Linked DNA regions of Homo sapiens: region 1 is linked to region 2. Evidence: chromatin loops called from intact Hi-C (ENCODE). Cell type or tissue: Caco-2. All regions are shown on one strand. Links, peaks and the distances in the headings refer to the core of each region. The heading gives the core; the rest is flanking DNA.

Region 1 (2,811 bases), core at 220-2,719, 270 kb before region 2:
GAACTTCATGACCTCAGAGTGAATGTGAAAGGGTGAGTTTTGGGAGGCTGGGAACAAGGGTGCACAGTAGTGGGTCTATGTGAGCTAATAGCAGGGAAGAAAAATCAGCACTGCATTTTTTAAATGGGGGAAAAATCAGGAAAAAGGCATGCATAAAGGATTTATCCCTTCCATGAAACATTGATTAATGAAATCTAGTATAAACGGGTGTCATGCCCTTTAAATATTAGATTTCATTACTTAGTGGATGGTAGGCTTCAGAAAGGGGATACCCTGTCTCTGCTGGCTCTTTATGGACACAAGTGTTTCATGCCCTTGCAGTGATCAAAGATGCAAATGCCTTGGGTAGCCGAATCATGGGACAGTGTGAAACATTGTGCTGGACAGATGTGTTGTCAGGAAAGGGCTTTGGTGATAAAAGGGACAGCTGTCCTCAGGATGGGGGTGGGGGAGAAAGGAGTCAAGAGGGAAGGAAGTATGCAAGGGAAGGTGACCCAACCACATGAAGCCAGCCACTTGGGCCCCCAGCTGGGAAACTCCACCAGCTTGCTAGCTCTTCCGGTTCTAGTAGGGCTGGCCAGACATCTGGCCTCTGTTCTAATTAAAGTGGGCAACTAATTTGGTGGCTGCAATGAAGAAAGCGGCAGTGAAATCTTGATGGCTGCAGGGTCATAATAAGGCCCTATACAACTTTCCAAGACTAAGGCATTGCCAAATTATTTCCATTTCCTAAGGGCCATTCAGTTCAATTCTGCTTAGATTTATTGAGCACTAGCTCTATAGAAAGCCCACACCCCGGCTCCAGGAAGCCTCTTATCTATTAGGGAAGGCACATGAGGAGACTATGGTGTAAAAGAAATGAATTAAAGACCACGATACAGGCACATGCAGGGTTCTGTAGGAATGTAACAGGGAAGTAATTTATTCCTATTGAGAGAATCTGGGAAAGCTTCCTGGTGGAGTTGGCATTTGCTCTGAATTGTTAATTCTGAAGTTCGATTCTAGGCAAACATTCTGGAGGATCGCCATGAGCAGAGAGGCAGATTTTCTGAATGGAATTTCTGGAATTTGTCCTCTATGGGAGTGAGATAAGAAGTTCATTCTAGTATAGTCACAGAATTCCCCACATTTCATGGGTGGAAGCTCAGGCCCTGTGGCCTCTAAGACTAGGACTTGCACAAATAGAACGAGCCGGGAGCCTAGCTTTTCACCCGACTTGAATTGTTGGAGAAGGATCAGGTTGGCCCTTAGGATGTGGCCTATGTTTATGCTCCAAATGGTGCATATGGTAACCTGTTACTATCAGGAATAATTAAACCACAATATACCCAAGTTATCTCCCGCTAGGTAGTTAACCTGCACTTGGCTCTGTTGGTGGCACTGGCGGCAGGCAGAGTGAGGGCTGCCCACCTTCATGGAAATGAGCCAGCTGGAGCCCACTTGTTATCCATGTCCTTCCCTTTGGTGCCCCTCCTCCATCCCTCTCCATCCATCCTCCATCCCCTCTTCCTTAAGGCCTCTCCAAGTACCAAAAGAATGGCTGGCGAGACTGTGCCAGGGATCAAAAAACTCCCTGATTTTATCTTTGTTACTGAAGGCGAAAATGATCTGCTATGTATATTTTATGAGAAAATGTGTTTTGTTTCTAGTTCTACAGGCAGCCCTCCCTTTCCGCCCCCTAATAAGCTCATGTCAGAACTCTGAAGTCAGTTTGCCGTAATGGTAGCCTAAAGGACATATTTTGTAAAAACGAAAAATGAACATATTATTTATATATCAATAGTGTAAAAAGCATTGATCAACGCAAGCAGCCTGTTGTTTTGCTTCTCTACTTCCCCTCTAAACCTCCTTCGCCATCTCCTGCTTCCCCCTCCCTTCTTGCCCCAGGTGCCCACGTCACTCCTACCATTTAGAGAGGGAGTTCTAGCCTGTCCTGGTCAGTTTGTGCTGGGATCCGGCCTTTAATATGGAGCCTTCAACGGCTGAGCCTCCAAAATGACTCTCTGACAGCCAGCCATTAATTACCATCATCCGTGTCTAATTCATTCATCCCTCTCCCTCTCATGTAGAGGGACAGCTAGGGCTGAGGGCACTCAGGGAAATGTAGGCACGATTCCATGTTCTTTATGCAGAGAGGGCTGCCGGAGACTTTGTTGGATGCAGGGGCTTTAATTGAATTGGCTTGCCAATAAAGCTGTTGTCATTCAGTAAGTGAATTTGTTGTACTACTCGAAGCACAGCTGCTGCAGACGGCCCGGAATTTCCTGAAGGCAAGCCAGGCCCTCGGCTCGCCTGGGTTCTGCCTTTTCCATTGATCCTGAAGGCCATGCAGAGTGTCCCCCTTCAGGGCTTGGTTTTGGCACTGATTTGGATGCCATCAAGGAGCATGGGCAGGCTGGGATTCAGCAGGAACCTGGAGAGCCTGTGGGGTGTGACCCTAGGGGTTTATAGGGAAGAGATAACTCAGGAGTGTTAGGGGTGGTAGCTATCAGGCAGGAAAGGCCTACGTACCACAATTGGGTATTTTTTCAATGTCCAGAAAGAAGCTGCCTTTGGCTCCATCAGGCTAGTCATAAGAGAATATCACTTCCCATTGTAAAAAAAGAAATTGAGAATATGACAGTTAATATATTTGTAGGGCCTTGTTTAAGAGGTCAAGTGGTATTGAGAAAATGCAGTGGCATTAGAACTGGCATTTGTTACTAGGAGATCGTTGGGCCAGAAATGCTCTACTGCTCCCACAGTTTATAAAACACAACAAGATTGGCAGGTTGCATGATTTATGATGGCTTTAAAGTAACATCAAGATTA
Region 2 (2,811 bases), core at 98-2,597:
CACAAAGATGGGAGGGATTTGTATTTTGGTCAGTGGCAGATATAAAAATATTTAAAGGGATTTCTTCATAGTTATGTAAGACATGACATAGTTTATGGACGTGATTTCTTTGAGGCTCTCCTGAGTTATTCTTGTTCTTCATGAATCTAGTTTTGACTGAGAGTTGATATACCCTTTCACCAATCCTCCTGGCATCCTCTCCCATGCTTCCCCTGCCTAAAATGATAGAAAAAAAAAACCCCTAGACTGTCTTTCTCAAAGGCAATAGTCTACAGGATGCTCCCCATTATGGCAGTGGTGTTTGAGAGAAGGGATGCAATGTTCAATAGGAAGCATGGGGTTTTCAATAGAGTGCAGTGCTGAACAGAAAGGCCCCCTTTAGCAACCTCTTGAAGCAGAATGAGCTCCTTTGAAATATAAATGGCCCTGTAAAAACACAAGCAGATTCTGCAATATCTATTTAGGGCATCCGGGAATGCCACATGATAGGAACTTGAGCGCACCTGATGGTAACCATATGGCAGGTTCTGATGACTGACAATAGGTAGAGGCTGCAGTAATTAATGAAAATGAGATTCTATTTGTGGCCCCCACAATGAGAGGATGGAGAGGAAGCCAGTCTATTTGCAAAGGCTGGGATGTGCCCAGAGTGTGCTTCTAGCCTGGGACAGGCTGGGCCCATGTTTCTGTGTGTGAACAGGTGTGAGAGAAATGATGCTGTGGGAGGGAGGGCTTGTTTCTGGCCAGAGAACCACCATGCTTTTTGGGCCTGCAGTGGGAAAATGAGCTTGTGTCACTGAACCCCTGTACCTTGCCAGGATTTTTAGTTTGATGTGGGAGAGATTTCAGGTAGAAATCCAGTTAATTGGCCTGGTGGAAGTACAGACTCTATTGTGTGAGGACTCGGGTGTGCTGTGTGCGATTTTGACTTCTCTGGATTTTAGGGTACAATGCCTCCCTTTACCCTCTTGGAGATGACTCCTTAAGGTGTGCTTTGCGTCAGAGTGTAGCAGAGTTTGGCTAGCCTCTGGCAAAAGAAAAGGAAAAAGGCAATGCCTCATTGTTTTAATGTTTTTTTCTTAGATGTGGGGGTGGGATAGAGGAAGGGAGCTGGCCAGTGAGAAGTGGGCCATGGGGAGATTCCAGAGAGACTGATTGATCTTGTCAGAAAGAATAAAGGTATTCACTCCCCAGAACCCCCTTCAGCACATGGGCATGTGGGATTGAGGCGGTCACTGTGAAGTCTTGCGGTTAGGCGTTCCAAAAAGAAGTTTCTCCATGATTCCTGATTGCTTAGGACAGATATAAGCAATACCAGCTGGGGCCCAGCAAGCCTGTCTCCAGCTTTATTGTTTCTGATTTATCAGTGGTGTGTGCGCCTAAAAGAACTGATCTAACTGCCCTTTATTGCTAGCCTATTCCGTAGCCAGATAGGAGAGTTGAACATTAACAAGTGGATTTGCTTTCAGTAGCTGCCTCTGTGTGTGTGTGTATGTGTGTGTGTGTGTGCGTGTATTTAGCAAGATAACAGTATCTTGTTCAGGGACAAGTGACTCAAATTTTTACAAGAACATTCCCATTCTTTTGTCTCCCATCTTGAATTTTCCCTAATTTATTTGAAGCTGCCTCTTTTACTACAGCCAGAGAGGATCCATAGGGCTGTTTTGTAAGAGTCCTTCGTAAGTGGTAGAAACTCAGCTGGAGCCAGGTTGGAGGCACCAGGCACTGTGCATTGAAGATATATTTCAAGTCATCCCTGGTGGACAATTTGCACTGTTCCGTGTTAAAAGGCTCTATTGCAGTGGTTCGGAGAGCCCCCTAGACCTCCTGCCTTGGCAAGCAGAGTTTACAAATGATGTCTTCCACTCAGCCTGCCTGGAGTTTCTGGCTTAAATGGCTGGCAGAGTGAGTGAAAGTGAAGAGTCAGAACTCTCAAGCTGTGTGAAGGGAAAGGTTTTACTACTGAGTGGAAAATAATCATCGAGGTTAACTGTTCCTGGATTGACCAAGCAGACAGATGGACTGCTCTGACTCGGGCTGAGTGATAAACTTCTGAGACTCCTCTGCAAGGGGAAGGGGCAGGTGGAAATAGAGGATGAGTGACTCATGACTTTCCAATCTGGAGTTTTGCCCATTCATTTCTTTCTTGGAGGAAACAAACTATCCTGCTAAAATGATAATGATCCACTGGAGGACTTTGGTTTGGAGTCTAGCTCCTATGGTTTGTGAGATATTGTTTCATTTGGGTAGTTATTTCCTTCTACACTTTCTTGATCACAGGTTACAATGAGGAAGGGCAGAGGAAGAATGACAGATGAACTCCCGATTGCACAGAAACTGGCTCCTGTCATGGGAATTTAGTCTTGTCAAATGTGAATTCTAGTTCCCGTTCTGGGGATACTAGAGATCTGACCACCTCTCCTCTGTTGGAGATAGAAAAACAGATTCTCATTTTATTTTGGATCTGGGATACATCAAGATGGCAGAAGTGTTCAGCTGACAGACTCTCCCCCTACCACATTTAATGAACAGTCTCTATTGTCTTGTGGATGAAAAACATCAGGGAGTATTTGAATAATTTTACACAATTCCTGAAGCCTGACCTATGGCCAAGCGCATTAGCTTTCTGAGTTTTAAAAAGTATTTTCCCCTCCAGAATTAAGGCAAATCATTCTTATATAGCATTCTTAAGTGTGTATGCTTTTTTTTTTAAAGATAAAACCAAGCATTTAAAAAAGCCCCAAACTAGTGATATTTTATTATCTTCTTAGATTATTTAAAATTGTACTGGAGAAAATGTGTACCCAAATT

What was found. Peaks named below come from ENCODE experiments on the same cell type or tissue, not always from the same donor. Only the 100,000 strongest peaks of a DNase experiment are listed, where the experiment ranks them.
Region 1: it touches region 2 in a loop (3-fold over the local background); 1 of 110 quality-filtered maps calls a loop at or near these places.

The regions. Positions count from the first base shown.
Region 1 is chr2:60,364,037-60,366,847 of GRCh38, reverse strand. All of the region lies in intron 1 of MIR4432HG (MIR4432 host gene), which reads left to right. Among named protein-coding and RNA genes, the nearest start is that of MIR4432, 22 kb to the left of the region's middle. In Caco-2, for the core only: no CTCF peak of the experiment used is centred there; DNase peaks (open chromatin) are centred at 462 and 1,157.
Region 2 is chr2:60,090,715-60,093,525 of GRCh38, reverse strand. No RefSeq gene overlaps it. Among named protein-coding and RNA genes, the nearest start is that of MIR4432, 300 kb to the left of the region's middle. In Caco-2, for the core only: no CTCF peak of the experiment used is centred there; a DNase peak (open chromatin) is centred at 1,485.